2 separate regions of the Homo sapiens genome follow, and region 1 is linked to region 2. A link is an interaction called in ENCODE POLR2A ChIA-PET data of the cell type or tissue named here. Cell type or tissue: IMR-90. All regions are shown on one strand. Each heading gives the region's core, and the rest is flanking DNA. Links, peaks and the distances in the headings are about the cores only.

Region 1 (10,058 bases), core at 4,898-7,397, 270 kb after region 2:
TAGGCATTTATTGCCATAAACTTTCCTTTTACAACCACCTTTGCTGCATCCCATGTGTTTTGGCATGTTGAGTTTACATTTTTGTTTGTCCCAAGATACTTTTAAATTTCTATTTTAATTTCTTATTTGACCCATTGGTTGTTTAGGACCATGTTGTTTAATTTCCACATATTTGCAAATTTTCTAAAATTCCTCCTATTATTGATTTCTAGGTTAATACTATTGTGGCTGAAACAAAATATTTGATATGATTTTATTCTTCTTAAATTTGTTGAGGCTTGTTTTGTGGCCTAACTATTATCTATTCTGCAGAATGCTCCATGTGCTCTGGAGAGGAATATGTATTCTTCTTCTGTTGGATACAGTGGTCTGTATATGTCTGTTAAGTCCATTTAGTCTAAAGTGTAGTTCAAGTCCAATGTTTTCTTATTGCTTTTCTGTCCAGATGATCTGTCCATTGTTGAAAGTGGGATATTAAATCACCTACTATATATTGCTGTCTCCCTCTTCAGATCTCTTAACATTTGCTTGATATATTTAGGTGCTCTGATATTTGATGCATATATATTTATAATTGTTATATCTTCTTGTTGAACTGATTCCTTTATCATTATATAATGACTTTTTTGGTCTTGTTTTACAGCTTTTGACTTCAAGTCTATTTTATCTGATACAAATATAGCTACCCTTGCTCTCTTTTGGTTTCCATGTGGATGGAATACATTTTTCCATTTTTTAATATTCAATCTATGTATGTCCTTAAAGGTTAAATGAGTCTTTTATGGGAAGCACATAGTTGGGTCTTTTTTAAAAATCCATTTGGCCACTCTATATCTTTTTATTAGAGAATTTAATCAATTTACATTCAAGATAATTATTGATAGGTAATGACTTACTACAGATAATTTGCCATTTTTTCTAATTGTTTTGTAGATCTTTTGTTCCTTTCTTCCTCTCTTGCTGTCTTCTTTTGTGATTAGATGATTTTTTTTTCTAGTAGTATGCTTTGATACCTTACACTTTATATTTTGTGTATCTACTATAGATTTTTTGCTTTGTAGTTACCATAAGATTTACATAAAACATTTCATAGTTATTACAGGCTATTTTAAGCTGATAACAACTTTACTTTGATTGCATAAAATAATTCTACACTTTTACTCCAACTCCTTTACATTTTGTGTTTTTAATGTCACAATTTGCATCTTTTTATATTGTGTATCCCTTAACAAATTATTGCAGCTATTTTATTTTTAATAGTTTTGTCTTTTAACCTTGATGCTAAAGATATAAATGATTTATATACTACCATTACAGTACTAAGGTATTCTGAATGTGACTGTGTGCTTCTTTTTCTTTTTCTTTTCCTTTCCTTTCTCTTTTCTTTTCTTTTCTTTCTTCCTTAGAGATGGTGTCTCACTACATTATCCAGTCTGGTCTTGACCCCCTGGCTTGAAGCAATCCTTAGCCTCCTGAATAGGTAGGACTACAGGTACATGCCACCATGCTCTGTGCTTAATTTTATCCATGAGTTTTACACTTTCATAGGTTTTTGTGTAACTAATTAGTGTCTTTTTTCTCAGTTTGATTAGAGATTATTTTACCCAATTTTCTTACTTCAAAGGTAAGAAAACTGAAGTCAGAGGTGTTGACAACTGGGTCGATATTATCAGTATGGGTAGAGCCAGGACTAGAACTCAGTGATCCTGGGGCCCCACAGAAACTCTTTCTACCTTTCTGTCCCAGTGGCCATCCACATACTTTCTTACTTTATGTAAAAGCAACTGGGATTCAGGGGCTAATTTTCTGGCTTGTGGGACATTCAGGCCTGAGGATCCCAAGACTTGCTGCATCAGAATCACCCAGGAGTTAAAAATACAGACTCTTGGACCCACCAGAGAATGCAGATCTTTGGAGTGGAGACTAGGAATGATTCCAGCCATTCATGTCACTTCCTTCACTCCCTCTGCTACCTGATCTCTCGTCTATTTTGCTTCTTGTTTGCAAGCTGCAGCTCTGGAGAGGCCTGATACCCTAATTCCTCCAGGAATCCCCACCCTCTTTCATCCACAGAGAAGTGGGTGGACCCTGTGGCCGCAAATGGACTTTGCAGGACATGTCACAGTGAGTGGTAGAGATTCACATGGAGCAAGTCAGGAAGTGGTGTTGGAGCTAGGGAAGTGGAGGATGCTTGTGGCTGCCCTGTCACTCAGGGGATGGTGTGGGCCCTGGTCCTGCATCTGTAGAATCCCATTCAGGGAGTCTCAAAAGCTGAATCCAGCTACTCTGAGGCTTCCTAAACCCTCAGGTCAGCCTATTTCTTGAACCCTCCAGTGTTTAAGTATTAAATAGAGGGATAGCTTTAAATCAGAACATTTTCATTTTAGGAGAGGAATTATAACATGCCTTTGAATAAGGAGCTAGGTTAGCATACTTAAATTGTCATTAGGCTTGCAACACACACACTCTCCCCAACTTGCCCAACTCTCTCTCTCTCATTGCGTCCCTGGAACCCAACATGTTGTCTGGTGCATAGCAGGCTTCAGTGAATGAATGAAGTTTTAAGAGCTGTCCTATTAATTTGTAATCTTGCATCTGTACCTGGAATTCTTTTTAGAGCTCTGGCCAACTCTCAGGGAAAGTGCCCCCTTAATCCACATAGCTGGGGTGTGGCATCTCAGGACCTGATGGGCCAGGGTGGTCATCTGTCCTATGGAGACTCAATCAAGATATCTGTCTGCCTTAAGACATCTGGTGCTTCCATCTTGTTCACTGGCTGTACTTGTCCCTTAAATGAATCATCCAAGCCACTCATTAGGGAAACCAGTTCTTTATGGATCCAGGAGGAGCCTCAGGCTCTCTACCCTTGAGGGCTGGATTGCTGTGAACAACTGCACTCTCCTGGGTCTCTCTTCTCCAGGTCACATGTGCTGTGAGCACTGTCCCCTTGTGACTGTCTCCCGTGGCCAGGACAATGACAGCTGCCTGTGTCCCCCTTTGGAAGCGTTCTGAATACTTACTTGCCTGCCCATCTAATTTCCCAGGCAGGACTGAGCGAGTTCCTTAGCAAGCAGGCTGGCACGACACCAAACCCGTTCAGCACTTAAAACCATTTTCTCCCGGGCCACAGCTCAGTGGCAGCTCACCTGGCTGTGTGATTACCCTTTGGACGGCTGCTTCCTCCCTTCCCTGGAGCTGGTAAATAAATCAAGTGCTTCCTGGTGGACTAAGAAAGTGGGTTCTGTTTAAGGATAAGAGCATCATTTAGACATAATCAAGGATGCAGAAGAGACTTTGGCTTGGACTAAGACAAATCATTTCTAAACCAGTCATTGCTATCTGAACGTGGTAGAATCTCTTTCCACTACAGGACAAGGCTGGGATTGTGCAGCTCTTAAATAAATAAATGAGCTCAGAAATGAGCGTAAGAGGGCTTTGCAAACACAGACTATTCTTGGAATGCACCACTGAGAAATAAATGTTACCTCTGTGTTGATGTGGAGTGGGAGACTTTCATAAACTCTTAGGAGCATGAAATAAACACAGAAGTTAAAAGATGAAAAAAAATCACAAAAACAAAAAGGCATGTGAGTGCCTTTTTAATCATCTACTGATGATTAAAGTAATCTACTGATATGGTTTGATTTCCGAGTAGTGTAAGATAAATATCAATGAAAATTTCATTAAAGAATATTTTTCTCCAGAAAAGAAGCACATCTATAAATAATCTGTAAGCAGAGGAGGTAGTGGTGGATGAGGAATCTCATATCCAGCTTGCTGGTGCTTTTGTTGCAAACAGTCAAAAGTCAGTCAAAAATGGCTTAAAGGATAAAGACATTTACCTGCTTGTGTAACTTGAAAGTCCAGAGGTGAATCAGGCTTCCAGGGCATAGGTGCCTGTCAGGCCCCTGGCTTCTTGCGGTCTCTCTGCTCCTCCATCCTCCCTCCATCACCTTAATGGAACAAGGCAGCTTCATTCCCTCACTGTGGGGGTGAAGGTGCACATTCTAGAGGCTGATGGGCCTGATTTGCATCCTGGCTCTGCTCAAAAGCTGTGCATCATAGGCACAATGTGAACCTCTTAAGCACCGGGCTTCTCATCTGGAAAGTGGGAACAATCATAGAGTTGATGTCCTAGGATTGTTGCATTAAATGAAATGGTGAGATGGTGGCTGGTACGCAGCAGAAACTTCCTAAGTATAGGAGCTCATTCTTGGTCTTTGTGGAACTTACTGAATGGCACCCAGAGCTAGGCACCATGCTAGCTTCTGGAGATGAGAGTAATTGGAAAGACAGATGAGCAACCAGGCTGCTAGGACACAGTGTGGTAGGTATCCTACCCCTGATATCCTTACTCCTACAACAGGGGCTAGGCTGTGGATATGTTAGATCGACACCTTATAGACAACAGAGATGTGCCTGGTGCTGTTGGGGGTGGGGGGAGATATAAGGCTGTTCCTGCCCCCAGGAGCTCCCAGAGTGTGGGCGGATATCGGCAGGAGAACGGGGGTGTTGTGTGGCTCATGTGAGTCCCATCGCAGACCCCCTCAGAGGCTCAGCTTACCCGTGCGGGTGGGGCCCGGGGCCCTAGGCGGACGCCAGCCTCAGCTCCAGAAGTTATCTGCCTGCTTCCATCTAGTGCTCCCCATTCCTCCTACTTCATGAGGGAAAATCTGAGACCCAGAGAAGTGAAGCCATTTGCCAACTCTGTCCCAAGAGCCCAGCTCAGGCCAGAAAGCGGTTCCACGCTCCCTCCGCCAGGACACGACATTTCCTCAGACAAGGAGCCGATGGCCCAGTTTCAGTCTGACTCTAACCCACACATCATCATTTTCTCATTCAGTATCAAAAACCCTGAAAGAAACCATGGTATACAGGGAAGACTGTCTGGCATCTTTTCAGTTTGGTTTGGGAGTTACTGGATGAGAGAGAATGCCATAAACATCATGGTTTCTGGTGCACCTGCCCTTAAGAATTGTGGGCGGGGGGCGGGTGGAACAAGTGCAAAGGAAATAGCATTTGTGAAATGAATCTTTCAAACTCCTTTTTCTTTTTAAAAATGCTTGACTTAGCACACATGAGCTTTTCTTTCCTGTAAAAACGAGTACTGAATGTGAGAGAGGAGCAGGACTGCAGGGCGGACTCAGCTCTGGTTAATGTCAGTGCAGGGCTATGGGCCCTGGCAGAGAACCGTCTGGCTGGCTTGGAGAGAAAGAAATGCCCTGGAAAGGAAAGCAGGGATGTTCTTTAGGGATAGGAATGTGTTGGGAGAAAGTCCTTTTAAGCCAGGGTATAAAGAAGTTGCTAGACCTCCCCATTGCATCAGCCTCAAAGGCAGCAAGCATTCTGATTTCCTTGGAACCAGTGCTATCATCTGCCAGCAAGAACAGCAGCTGCCTTTCTGTCAAAAAAAAAAAAAAAAAAAAGGAAAAGAAAAAGAAAAAAAAAGAAAGAAAGAAAAAGAAAAACGTCACTGAATTTAAGAAGGCAGTGAATATTTTTACTGTGTGGAAAGGATATTTTCAGCACATCTGGGCAAGATCTTAAACTCACCAACTGCTTCATCTAAGATTCTCAAGCTTCCTAGGGATGTTTTATTGCATTTCTTCCAAGTTTTATCACTTTATTTCCAATTTGTATCCTTAGGGGCAGAAGAAAAATGATTTTCTGAATCATGGGAAATGATTCAAGCTGGGGACAATTTGATATTAACTGAGGACACGCAGGAGCCACAGAGAAACTTAGCACTTTCTTATAGATTCTAAAATGCAATCAAAAGTAGCAAATGGTTATTTTTTTCCCTAATTTAATAAAATGACAGAACAAGTTAAGTTATTGAAGATCTGACACTCCATCAGGATTCTGAAGTATTGGGGAAATTGAATTACTCTTTCTAAATAATACAGAAGGGGAAAATGAAAGTATTAGAGTCACCATGCCTAAGAATAAATGGAGACATGTTTAGTTTTATGAAGAAATTCAGTCCTTGAGATTTCTGGGTATTTTCCCCCCGCTTAACAGTCAATTCAACCAAAGGGAAAGGAACATTTCTTCCTAGATACTACAATGTGCCATTTAAATGACTTTCCTGGTACGTGTGGCCTAGGAAACCCACAATCTGTGTAGGCAGGGTGGTCGTGATAAAGATGACATTTGCCTTTGAAACACGCTGGTATGCCAAAAGAATCGGAGGCATAATTCTGAAAATGTGGAAAGAGAAATGAACATACTTACCTAGTTCAAACTTGTGTTAATGAATACCATGTTTTAATTCGTAATGTGTGCTTTCATAGCATAGAGAACTGGTAAAACCAATCTTCTAATATTTCGTTCCCTGAATTAATTGCTACCTCTCAGGAAAAATACTTCCAAATATATTCAAGAGTGCTTATGGTATTACATCCTTTGCAAGAAAGTGACAGTAAAAATTACTATATATCCCTAAATAAAAAGTAAATTTTTTCTCTCATTATTATTCAAAATAGGGGAAATCAGTGACAAGCAATATCTTATAAATGGATTGGTTATGAATAGGTTACAAATTGGTTAGTTGAGGAAGACACAGTGATTTAAAAAAATATGGTTACCAGTTTTAGCAAATAAAAACACAGGTTGCTTAGTTAAATTTAAATTTCGGATAAACTACCTTTTTTTGTAGTATAGGTATGTTCTGTGCAATATTTGGGACGTAATTATACCAAAACATTTTTGTTGTTTATCTAAAATTCAAATTTAACCAGGCTCCCTGGATATTATCATGCAACCCTAGTCTAAACTAACCTTGAAATGCTAGTTTTGGATGAATATAGTGGTCATCTGATGGAACAGATGGTTTGAAAAAGAGAACAAGACATTGAACAGGTTTAGTATTCAGGAATTATTCTTGGGGGTGGAATACACTCAATTACAATTTGTTGGATGTATTGTATTGGAAACAAGCCTTATTAAAATCACTTACAAGGCCGGGCGCGGTGGTTCATGCCTGTAATCCCAGCACTTTGGGAGGCCAAGGCGGGTGGATCACGAGGTCAGGAGTTCAAGACCAGCCTGGCCAAGATGGTGAAACCCCATCTCTACTAAAAATACAAAAAAAAATTAGCCAGGCATGGTGGCGGGCACCTGTAATCCCAGCTACTCAGGAGGCTGAGGCAGAGAATTGCTTGAACCTGGAAGGCAGAGGTGGCCGTGAGCCAAGATCGCGCCACTGCACTCCAGCCTGGGTGACAGAGCAAGACTCCGTCTCAAAAAAAAAAAAAAAAAAAAAAAATTACTTACCAAGCCACACAGTAAATGTCTTGCATATGGTGACTGCCAAATGGAAAAAAAAAAAAAAAAAAACGACACAACTAGCTGTTTCCTGAAACGTGAATGCACACTTGCCGCCTGGGTAAAATGTCCAGCAACATACATAGAAAGTCAGATAGTGCTGAAGCTCAAGCAACTTCGATGGCACAAAGATGATGTTTTAGATAACTCAGATGATAGCAATGAAAAATAAATTATTAAAGTCAAAAATGCATATGAGAATTTAAATAGAATCATTTCAGTGATTCAGCAAGAGTGGGAAAAGGCAATCCTTTAAAATAATGTATTAGTTGATCTAGTGTGTAATTTTATATATTTGTAACTTACTTGAACACTGCAATGTAGATATTTAAGCATTCTGTCTCCAGCCCTTAAAGGAGATGTATTTTTTTCTTCTTTCTTTTATCAATCTCCTCATTGGGAAAGCAAAGGCTCACATTATATACCAGACTGCTTAGTGGTTTGAGCATGGTCCAAAAATATTCGGACAAAATATTGGGCAATTATGGATATCATGTTCATAAATTTCAGGACAATGCATTGATTGTCTTATCAGGATCAAACTCAGGTGTACCTCAATGCTAAGAAATTTGTGAGCCAGCTTCAAGTTTGCACCCATTTAACAAATGGTCACCAGCTGTAACTCCTACTGCCAGCCAAGAGGGAGTAATGGGACCTGATTTACCCTACCCCCTTAAACAATTAGAAAATTGGACAAAATGTATTTAAAAACGTTTTTCAGACACCAAACAAAAGGCAGCACAGTATTGTGATTCCTGAGAAGCAATGTGTGTTTTATTATTGCCTGAGCTTACCACTTAAAAGCAGCTGGCAGGCTGCAGTGCAGAGAGGAAAATCCAAATAAAACCCAGTGGTCTTTGTGTGTTGAACAGATCAAAGCTAAGGTGGCTGGAATTTAAGAAAAGGTGTGTTGGGAAAGAGGGAGCTACGGCAGGGAAGTGGACATGGCTCTGGAAACACACAGCGGGTTCTGTCCAGCCTTTGAGTACTGATCTGTGTATGCGTGACAAGAAACTATCTGAGGTCAGACAAAGAATCCTGAAAAAGAGTAGGCAGAACAATTCCTAGAGTTCAAACAAGGCTGAGAATAGTCCGTGTTTCTACCAGTGAAGAGTTGTAGCTGGGGCATCTGCCAGAATTCTCAGAAGAATGTTTCTGTAGCAGTGGGGCTTCATTAGCCCTGGACTAAAAGTTATTCTGGACCTGACACATTAGGCTTAAGAGCAAGCATCAAAAGGATACAGCTGACTCCAAGTGATTTAACAGTGTGCCATAACAAAATCCAGCACTAAACAAACATAACAAGATACAGCAACCAACACAGCAAATTAATGATGCTCAGCATCCAATAAAAAATTACCAGGCATACAAAGAAGAAGAAAAATATGACTCCTAAATGGAAGAAAAATCAATCAATAAACCTGGATCCAAAAATAACAGAGATACTAGAAGTTGGAGATAAGGATGTTTGAAAAGCCACTGCTCCATATTCAGATACACCTTGGAGATATTGTGGGTTTGGTTCCAGACAACTGCAATAAAGCAAATAACACAATAAAGTCAGTCACATGAATTGCTTGGTTTCCCAATGCATATACAAGTTAGGCTTACAGGCCGAGGCAGGAGGATTGTTGGAGGCCGGGAGTTCTAGACCAGCCCAGGCAACATAGTGAGACCCCATCTCTAAGAAAAAAAGAATAGCTGGGCATGGTGGCACACACCTGTAGTCCTAGCTACTTATGAGGCTGAGGTGAGAGGACTGCTTGAGCCCAGGAGTTCCAGGTTGCAGTGGGCTATGATCGCACCACTGCACTCCAGCCTAGGCAACACAGTGAGACCCCATCTCTAAAAAAAAGAAATTATGCTTACACTATACTGTAGTCTATTAAGTGTTTAATAGCATTATGCCTAAAAAAGCAATGTATCTACCTTAATTTAAAAAGACTTTATTGTTTAAAAAATGCTAACATTCATCTGAGTCTTCAGCAAGTCAGAATCTTTTTGCTGATGGAGAATCTTGCCTTGATATTAATGGCTGCTGACTGATTGGGATGGTGGTTGCTGAAGACTGGGGTAGTTGAGGAAATTTCTTAAAATAAGACAAAAATGAAGTTCAACTCTTCCTTGTCATGAAATATTTCTCTGTAGCATTCAATACTGTTTGATAATATTTTAACAAGATATCTGGGCATGGTGGCTCACACCTGTAATTCCAGCACTTTGGGAGGCCAAGGCAGGTGGATCACCTGAGGTCAGGAGTTCGAGACCAGCCTGGCCAACATGGTGAAACCCCATCTCTACTAAAAATACAAAAATTAGCTGGGCATGGTGGTGGGTGCCTGTAATCCCAGCTACTTGGGAAGCTGAAGCAGAAGAATCGCTTGAACCCGGGAGGCGGAGGTTGCAGTGAGCCGAGATCACGCCACTGCACTCCGCTTGGGTGACAGGGCGAGACTCCATCTCAAAAAAAAAAAAATTAAAAATATTTTACCCATAGTAGAACTTCTTTCAAAATTAGACACAATCCTCTCAAACCCTGCTGCTGCTTTATCAACTAAGTTTATATAATATTCTAAATACTTTGTCGTTATTTCAACAATGTTCACAGCATCTTTTTCAGGAGTAGATTCCATGTCAAGAAACCACTTCCTTTGCTCATTTATAAGAAGCAACTCCTCATCCATTAAAGTTTTATCATGAGATTGAAGCAATTCAGTCGCATCTTCAGGCTC
Region 2 (10,058 bases), core at 3,490-5,989:
CAGGTGCCCTGGGAGGAGGCAACCTGGGGCCCTTCATGGTGAGTCATCCAGTGCTGATCACCATGCTGCTTCCTGCCCCGACCTCAAGGCATGTCGCTGAAATTCCCCAATTGGAAAACCAAATGAAGGCCCAGGTCTTTGATTTTTGGTGTGTGTGTGTGTGTGTGTGTGTGTGTGTGATTTTTGTTGTTTTTTTGTGAGACACAGTCTCACTCTGTCACCCAGGCTGGAGTGCAGTGGTGCGATCATAGTTCACTGCAGCCTTGACTCCCTGGGCTCAAGCAATCCTCCCATCTCAGCCTCCTGAGTAGCCGGAACAACAGGAGTGAGCTGCCATGCCCAGCTGATTTCTTTTTCTTTTTGGAGCAATGGGGTCTTGCTATGTTGCCTAGGCTGGTCTCAAACTCCTGAGCTCAAGTGATCCTCCCATCTTGGCCTCCCAAATTGCTGGAGTTACAGGCATGAGCCACCACCATGCCTGGCTAGGTCTCTGAAATATTAAAAGACATGTCAAGGAGCTGAAAGCTGCTCCCCTAACTTAATTATCAAGATCTTCAAGTGTGGCTCTCAGAAGATACACTTCAAACCACCGTCACCTACACACATGCAAAGAAACATCTTCTGAATGCGGATGCTAAGTCATGTTCACAGGTTCAGGACGTGCCAGCTGCAGAGTCAAACTGCTGTTTCAACTGGTTTTAGGCCACAGCAGCTGACGCACATCCTCGAATATGAAATGCTTTTAAATGTCACTTCACGTTAAGTACCACTTGGTAGGTTTTTAAATTACTCTTAAATGGCATATTTTCTTAATTTTTCTTCATGGTAAATCATCGGCCAATTCACCACCTCTAACTAATCATGGTGCTGTATTTAAAGCTAATTACTCACATCACAAGTACACAGGGCAAATGCAGTGGGGCAATTAAAAGATCGCACGTACAGATATCCACAGGACAGTGCTCACGTGTTTTGGCAAATCAATGTCCAGGTGCCAGGCCCGGGAAGAAAGTATACTCGGGAAGCAAATCTCCTTCTCATCTAGTTCCCTGTTGGGACACCTCTACAAGTTACCCACACCTCCAAATTAAATATCCATGTCCTCAAAAGCTTGTGACACAGCTCTGTATTGGGACTGTCTTCACAGAACACAAAATCTGAGTACAGTACACAGTCCCATAACAACGTGAACCCTTACATACTGGTGATGCTAGGCAGTGGTTACAAAGTTTTAGGTAGTGGAACCCTTGATTCAAATGAACCCCAATAATTAAAAGTAAATATTTTATGTGTATAGATTTATTCCTGAATCTAAATTTATAAAACTCAGTGAAAATATTAAAGTTATTTGATGAACATAAAAATGGAGACTGGGGGTAAGGCTGACGATTTGTTAAAGTAGTCTTAATGCCCATGTGACTCACATACTGTTCTGCTTGCACGGTTTAAAGAACATTCTGGGTTTGGGTTTTTTTTGTTTTTTGTTTTTTTTTTTTTGAGACATAGTCTCTCTCTGTCGCCCAGGCTGGAGCGCAATGGTGCAATCCGTGCTCACTGCAACCTCCGCCTTCCAGGTTCAAGCAATTCTCCTGCCTCAGCCTCCTGAGTAGCTGGGATTACAGGCGCACACCACCATGCATGGCTAATTTTTGTATTTTTAGTAGAGACGGGGTTTCACCATGTTGGCCAGGCTGGTTTCGAACTCCTGACCTCAAGTGATCCACCCACCTCAGCCTCCCAACGTGCTGGGATTACAGGCATGCCACAGCATCCGGCCTTAAAGAACATTCTGATTCACAGATAAGACGTAGACACATGTTTCCTATCACATCATGCAATACTTGGATACCACTTTGTTAAAGAACTATGTCACCAGTTTTATTGTGGGGTCCTTGCAAACACAAGTTTGCTTGGCAGAAAAATGGAGACACTGATCATTTGTTGTAATTGGGTATTAAACATCAGTTTGCATTTTTAAATTTACATTAACATTTTTAAAAATAAATGTTGCATCAAGTATTTATAGAATGAGGCTTCTGGGACTGGAGAACTAGCTCATTTCAGACCAAATCACTACAGATAACAATTATGAACTGGACAAAATACACCTCACAGCCATCGAAGGCATTGCACAGAAATCAAAACCAGAAACACATGAGAGGGGAGCTGACGCTTGGCAGAAGAAAAAGGCTTTGCATTTCTGATTATTAAAGGCATTTTGGTGAGGGCAGGCCCTGTTCTGCCAAGCAGGCAGCTAAGCCTGAACAGAAAATCTGCAGTCTTGGCTGGCTGACTTAACCCACCATCTTATTGGCTTAAAAAAATGAGAGGGCTGAGTTCAGAGCGATCAAAGAAGATTGAAAGTGAAGTGTTCCTACAAACAAGAGCCAGAGGGGGATCCAAAAATTCTGTGTAAAACTGCCTGAGTCTCTGTTTGATTCTGTAACCAAGCGTGAGCCAAATAAACTCCAAACAGCCTGGCTAAGGTTAAAAGAACTTAAGAAATTTCTGCTATTGTCTATTGTGTGTGTGCTGGGTGATGGGGGCAGGGAGGAATTGAGAGTTTAATTCTAGCCATGTTAACTGTCTTCTTTAAAAAAAAAAAAAATCAGTACTTTTTGGAGGAACATAACAGAATCGAGAGTCTCTAAAATGTATCATTCACCGAGTTTACAATACAATCCAAAACTATTAGGCATGCACTCAAGAGTGAAAACACTCAATAGCGACTGATCCTGAAAAAAAAAAAATCCAGATGTTGGAATTAGCAAAGATTTTTAAAGAGCCAGTATAACTATGCTCAAAGATGTAAAGGAAAATAAGCTTATAATAAATGAACAACAAAAAAGAACCATTAGGACATTCTAGAGTGAAAAAATCCAATGTCTGAAATAAAAAATTTACTAGATGGGCTTAAGAGCAAATTATATAACAGATGACAGAATAGAGTCAGTGAACCTACTCTAAGTGTATTTTACATTATAAATATTAAACTCTAATGATATGTATGCTGAAGAATTCGGGGTGAAGAATACACATTACTTTGAAATGCATAAAAGATAAGAATTGATGAACAGATGGAGAGGGGTATATGAGTGTTTACTGAACAACTTTATTGTAGATTTTAATTTTTTTCATAATGAAACAGAGGGTGAGGGATATTTACCTAACTCTGAAAGGTGGAACAGGAGGACCTTGAACTCTTGAAAATTCAAGAGTCAAGAGACCAAGCTTTGAGCCCCCATCAATGGAAGCAATGGCCTTTTCCCCATCTTTAAAGGTAGGAGCTAGACTAGCAGAGCACTAAGATGCCTTCTAAATACATATAAATAAAACGGACCTAAGATCCTTTCTAAGATTAGTGCCATCTAAGGCATGAGGCTATCAAGATCAATTAAAAAACCAATAGGCTGTAAATATGAATATTTTGATAGGTGTGCAGCTATGGCAGACATGTCATCATGGTGGGGTTTGTTGGTTCAGAAAGCTCCCTAAATCCCGAATGCTGGGCATGGGAGGTTTCCAGCATCTTTGTATCCCATCTCATGACACTTCTTCCTCTCAGTGCTTCCATTCCACAATACTTTAGTTCCATTCTCACCCCATATTGTCTTTCCCATCTTAGGGAATGCACAGGCTGTTCTCTCTACTGAAAAACTCCTTTCCCTTCCCTGAGCTAACTTCTGTTCATTCTCAAATCTCAGCTTCTCTTGGCCCACTGAGATTGGGCACTTCTCATTCTGCCCCAAACTTCAGCACATGTCAAATGATCTAAATTACTTATTCGACAATATTTAATGTCCTTTTTTCTCATTAGATGAGCAGCCCCATGAGGGCAGGGCCCAGCCTGCCACTCTTTTTCAGCCAGTGGCTTGTAGACGAAAGAGGTGGGTCACAACCACTGGGTGTCTGCTTAGCACCAGGCACTCTTCCAAGTGTTTTACACATATCCATGTATTTAAAAATCTTATTAGGCTCACAAACAGTTGTTGAAGAAGCCTCCCCTTTTTCCCTATGAACAACAATCCCTAAATAACTATTTGAAACCTAGAAAGTGCCAGGCACTGTGCTCAACACACAGGATACAGCAGAACAGGCCCCTTCCTGCCTCCCAGAGCTCAGTCTGGTGGGGAATACACACCATAAAGAGGGAGCCACACATCAGATGACAAGTACTAAGGAGGAAATGCAAGGTCAAGGTATTTGGTAGAATTTGCCATGTTTAAAAAAGTTGCTCACACTTTACTTTTTGCTAAAGAAAACCACTCAGGAATCCATCCACTCATCTAATCATGCAAAAAGCAGCTGCTCATTGTCTAGGAGACTGGGTGCTGTGCCAAGGCTCTCAGGATGCAAAGATGACTTACATCTACAAGGAGCACACAGTCCAGTGAAAGGCTACACACAGAACCAGCCATCATACCACATGATGCGTGCCATGGTAGAGGTACACACCGTGTGCATCAGGAACTTGAAAGCAGCTTCTACAGGAAGCCTGACCTCCAGTCTGGCTGTCTCTGAAGTATGTGGCCACACTTACCCACCCAATCTCGACTCTCATTACCCCAACATGTGATTCTGCCCCAGAACTGAGTTTTCTATCGACCAAGGTCCCTGAGAGAGTAACTTAGCTTCACTCTAGTTTTCCCACATATGAAACAGAATGTTAAGGATTATTGTAAGGATTAAATGAAAACATCTCATAAGCAATACATACATACTACAGCGTGTTATTCACTTTTACCGTTGAGAGTAAATGTGGTTAAGACCCTCTTGCCCCAGGCTCTATCCTCTCAACAGGTGGCTGCCCTACTCCCAGCATGGCCTTTTCTTTCTAACCAGACTAGTGCTGCCCCGAGTCATTCAGGAATTCAATCTGAACTCTTGGTGACACAAAAATTATGTAGAAATTTAAATGGAAACCAAAGTAGTGTCTTCTGTTGTCTAATAAGGAAAATGCTAAACAAAAGCAAAAACAAAAAACCACTTAACACCAAGTTCTCTTCCAAAAAAGCCAAACATACAACACTGTTATTAATAAGCAAAACCTCTTAGGGTTAAAAGTGTAATTTTATTTAGATGTTACTTGTACATAATCTATAGTAAGATATACAAACAGATAAAAATTGTTTAACAGTTTTTTTTAATACCACTTTAAATTCAATTTACAACAGCATTGGTAATACTGCAAGATGACAGATACTATGATTTATAAAACAAAAATTACTTGCTACTCTGGCTGATACATTCCCACTAGTCTTTAATGGATTAATATGTATCATGTATTTTAATTGCAAATTATTATAAAACTTTTACAACCTAGCCACTTGGAGCTCAGAAAACATTTTGATGTTCTAAAAACTTACTGAGATGAAAATGTTAATTTTTGAATAGTATCCTTAGTAAAGAAAAACATCAGTGTAGCCAAGCTTACGGTCTGGGGCTGACAGTGCAAACTCACTTGCCTTGTGCTCCGCCGCCTCCTGTGTGCGCAGCCATCGGGGACTGGGCAATCTTCCCATCCCTTCCCTAGGTCTACGCTATGAGAGAAAAGCTTAGGAGACATTAAACTAAAACAGACGTGGAGAAATAATACGAGGGACAATTTAAAATTACCTTACAATTTATAACTATAATTTAAAACACAAAGTTTGGAGAAATGAAATGTGCTTTTGGATGTTTCTTCTCCATTTGTTTTGGTAAATAGTTTTTGAAAATGAAACTGAAAATTCAAATCTTCTCTTTATTCTTTTCATTGTAATACCATATTAGAAAAGATCTGGATTTAAATTTCAGAATAAATTGAATTTGCTGGAAAAATACTCTAAAAATAATCTAAATTGGATTTCAGTCATTTTCCATTCTTTTAAATGTTATGGTACACAACAGGGCAAAAGCTTTTTCGCAAGTCATAAAATTGAGTTGAAAATAACTTGTTGATTCAGCTACAGGAAGACAACTAACAATTAACAGGCTCATGAATATTTATGAATAAAGTGCCACTAATTTTATTGTAATAAGATATAAATAGAATAAATCCTGACATGGATAGTAGCTTCTGTGTTCTCTCCATCCTGAGAACAGAAGGGCCATAAAAAAACAAAGAAGCATTACCAAAGGGGAGTTCTAGACCCACACGGGGAACTCCTAATACAAAAGCAACAAGAAAGACAAGTAAGACTTTAAAAGTTGCAGAAGTCCTAAGAATAGCGCCAATGTAGTAGGCCCTTTTTAACAACAACAAAAAAAAAAAAAAGAGAGAGAGAGAGAAATTAGAAATTTAGAAGTTCATTAATAACTGTTACTTATATTCAAGGAATTTATAGTGACAGCCTAGTGGTGACCAGCTCTAGGAAAAGACGCTGAAGAGGACGCTCCCAGCACCTGGGACAGAGGAGAGAACAGACACACCAGGGAAGCAGCCTTGGAAAGGGGATGCAGACATGAGGCTTTTCAGGGCTTCAGATCTACATGACTGCACCCAATGGACAGGCTCTGTACAATCACTGCCCACAAGCCCAACAGGTAGCCACTCGAGACACACACACTGAGGGGACTTCGGGGCTGGCTGACTTGCTCAGATGCATTTTAACAAAAACCCCCATCACCATCCTGCTCACATTCCTACCGTCACCTCAAACATCTCTGCTTTTAGCTCCAGATTCTTCTCAACATAACTGAGTAACTAACCACAATGGATATGAAATACTGTTGAGTAGGTTAAAGTCCTTAATAAGTCAAGCGTCTTAGCATATTTTTGAAGTCGTATCTATAATCAAAGCCTGGAGCACCTGTTTGTTCAACACAGTTATCTTTCATCCAGAATTACAAAATATAGAAGCTGTCATTCTTGAGTTTCCCCATGGGTCCCTGGTATTGCCCACGTGGGAACAACAGGAAGGGTGGAGGTGAGGGCACAGCACTGTACTACAGCTGCAGGGCTGATCAAGGGAATCTCATGAGGTGCTTTTTATCATTTAATGTGCCAACAACAGGAGGACAACCATGTGCTTCTAGAACAGGGTGAAGGCCCTCCTCACGGGAGTGATCCCTAATCTGGCCCCAGCACCGTGAAAGGTGAATAGCTGTCAATATCTACTTTCACCTAAACCTAAGCTTTTAAAATTCTGACCAAGTGGTGAAAGGTGCCATCTAAAGTGCTCTCTGTTGCTCGCTGAGGAGCTAAGAACTCCTGCGGCTCACTCAGGACACAGGTGTCAGGAAACTAAAGGAGCAGGGCTCCTTTGCAGCCCAGGCCCTGTGCCGCAGCTCTGCCCAGCTCAGCGGTGTAGCTCCCAGAGTCATGGACTGCTCGCATCTGTTCTGGCCGGCTGGTGCCCACACTGGAGAGACTGGCAAGTATCTTGAGTGTCATCCCCAATGGCCCCAGGAAGGAAAATGGACTCTGTTCTTCACTTTCATTACTGTTGAGCTGCTGAATTCTCTTGCAAAAACCATCAACAGGCATTTACTAAGCAAATGCCCACAGGGAACCCAGCCTGAAAAGGGCCCTTCCAATTTCATATTTGACAGGCATGTGCAGAGGTAATGAAATTATTCAGCAGAGCATCAGATTCACTCAGAGGCTACCAAGCCAAGAAACTGAAAGCAGAAACACTGGATTCTCCCTGTTTGTTGAACCTTTCCCTCTAAAACCAACTTATTCAGAAACACATCCTTTAAAAAAACAAAAGGAAAAACCAAAGCGGTGAAACAATATCACTTACTGGTTGGAAGACATCACTCTGACATAGTCATTAGTCTTGCAGAGACCTAACACCAGGCAGCTTCACAAACACACAGCAAGTCTGCAGAGTTATATTGATCAGTAAGAGTAAACCCAAACTGCACTAAATACTCTCATGGCCAAGAGGAAAGCAGATGCTGTTTTCAGGACAATGTGATAGTGACAGCCTATTTCCTCATGTGCAGCACAATTTGCTATGTTTAGTGGCACTTAAGTATTACACAGTAAATACTGAAAAGACCCAGAATTTTTGGATGTGCAGAAGCAATATCACATTGTTTATACAAAAGGTGCTATGCTACGGGATTAGAATACCACTATTTGGGTGTAGAGACCACTTAAAATCTTCAACACGCTCCCACACGCGGCCTCTCCGCCGGCCTTTGCTCAGTCGGACCAGTCGTTCTCGTCGAACTCTGAGTCGTCGTCAGAGTCGCTGTACTCCACGGCAATGCGCCGGGACAGGATCGTGGCCACGTCATTCCCCACTGGCTCCCGCTTGGCCTCCTGCTCCCGCTGCTCCTGCACCTTTTTCAGTTGAATTCCTGCAGACACAACACGTGGTTCAGAATCACATCCTTTTGCTGGCTCCAAATTAAAGATAAACGAACAAATATGTCTATTGGACTTTTTTTTCTACTGACACTAAGGACAGAAAGTTTTAGAAATTTGAGGGGAGAAAAGCTCAGGGAATATTAAAAGTTTCATGAGAAAAAACATGCATTCAAAGTGAGAAGTTTTTTTGTAACAAAGTAATGTGTTAAAATATTAAAAATTCCTAATTTCAGTGTACCTGAACACCATTAGAGAAAACTGTGGAGCTGCACCATCCCAGACAGCAGCCACTAGGCACATATAGCCTTAAAAGCATGAACTGACATGTGGCTAGTGGCTACTCTCTGGGACGCTGCAGGCTGGAGCATTTCTATCACCACAGGACATCTACTAGGCAGCAACAGCATCCAGAGCCTTGGAAACAGTGTTCTATGCTACTCACTCTCAGCTAACCCAAGAAGTAACTGAGAAACCTTTATTTCAACAATTACTGTGGAAACAAACATAAAATACAATCATCTACTTTCTAGCTTAGTAACAAAGTAAGATATTTGATGATTTAATGTTTATCCATTTTTTTTTTTTTTTTTGAGATTGGGTCTCACTCTGTGACCCAGGCTGGAGTGCAGTGTTACGATCATGGCTCACTGCAGCCTCGACCTCCTGGGCTCAAGCAATCCTCCCACCTCAGCCTCCTGAGTAGCTGGAACCACCGGCGCACGCCACCATGCACGGTTAAATTTTGTATTTTCTTTTTTGTAGAGATAGAGTCTTGCAATGTTGCCCAAGATGGTATCCATTCATTTTTTAACTGTTTTGAAATAATTTCAGATTTACAGAACAGCTATGAGACCAGCAGAAAAACATTCCCATATACTTGGATTCCCCAACTGCTAACATCTGACCACATTTATTTCCCAATCTTCCCCTATCATCTTTACACAGACAGACACAGACACTTTTCTCTGGACCATTTGAGAGTGAATGGCATATAATGTCCCTTTACCCCTAAAATAGTTCATGTGTTACCGCCCCCGCCTCGCCCACCCAAAATATCAAAATCACAAAATTAGTTTGGATACACTACTACTATCTATCCTACAAATATTATTCAAATTTTGCAAAAAGACCCAATCTAATTGCAAATGGAAAAGATTATCCCCTGGTTCAGAATCCAGTGGAAATTATCCGTGACATTGGTTGTCAATTTTGTTAATGTCCTTTAATCTGGATAGTTCTTCACAGTCTTTGTGTTTTACAACCTTCTCGTTTTTGAAGAATATAGGAAGCTATTTTGCAGAATGTCTGTCGATTTGGGTGTATCAGATGTTTCCTCGAGATTAGATACAGATTATGTATCTACTCTTGGTAGACAGGGCTTATAAGGTGTTAAAAAAAAAAAAGGCAAATCCAACACCGTCCTACAATGACCCCGAACTTGATATTCATGAGCTAATATACCTCTAGGACTTTTTTATCTTGACAAAATAAAAGTGTGTCAATGATGTCCAGGTACACAGAGGACCCTGGGGTCTTTAGAAGGGTGCGTGGGCCACACTGTGGGCCTGGTTCATGGGCACACAAGAAAAACGCAGAGGCAGCAGCATCACAGCTCCTCTGAAGGACATCCCTGATGCTGAGCTGGCGGGCTGCAGCCAGGCTCCTTGCTTGGTCACTTCCAGATGAGATGACTAAACTGTGACCAAGTCTGTGCAGCTCCCCACAGGCGAGAAGCTCTTGGATATTCCCATAACAT

The links. Peaks named below come from ENCODE experiments on the same cell type or tissue, not always from the same donor. Only the 100,000 strongest peaks of a DNase experiment are listed, where the experiment ranks them.
Region 1: POLR2A ChIA-PET joins it to region 2 with 13 read pairs; 2 of 35 experiments call an interaction of 5 or more read pairs at or near these places.

The regions. Positions count from the first base shown.
Region 1 is chr13:26,419,007-26,429,064 of GRCh38, reverse strand. No RefSeq gene overlaps it. Among named protein-coding and RNA genes, the nearest start is that of WASF3, 130 kb to the left of the region's middle. RefSeq lists an enhancer at 4,048-4,573. In IMR-90, for the core only: no CTCF peak of the experiment used is centred there; no DNase peak of the experiment used is centred there; H3K27ac peaks cover 370 bases.
Region 2 is chr13:26,683,922-26,693,979 of GRCh38, reverse strand. WASF3 (WASP family member 3) reads right to left here. Exons shown (of 10, transcript NM_006646.6): 10 at 5,032-8,292. The coding sequence ends at 8,135. All of the region lies in intron 1 of LOC107984597 (a long non-coding RNA gene), which reads left to right. Among named protein-coding and RNA genes, the nearest start is that of GPR12, 72 kb to the left of the region's middle. In IMR-90, for the core only: no CTCF peak of the experiment used is centred there; no DNase peak of the experiment used is centred there.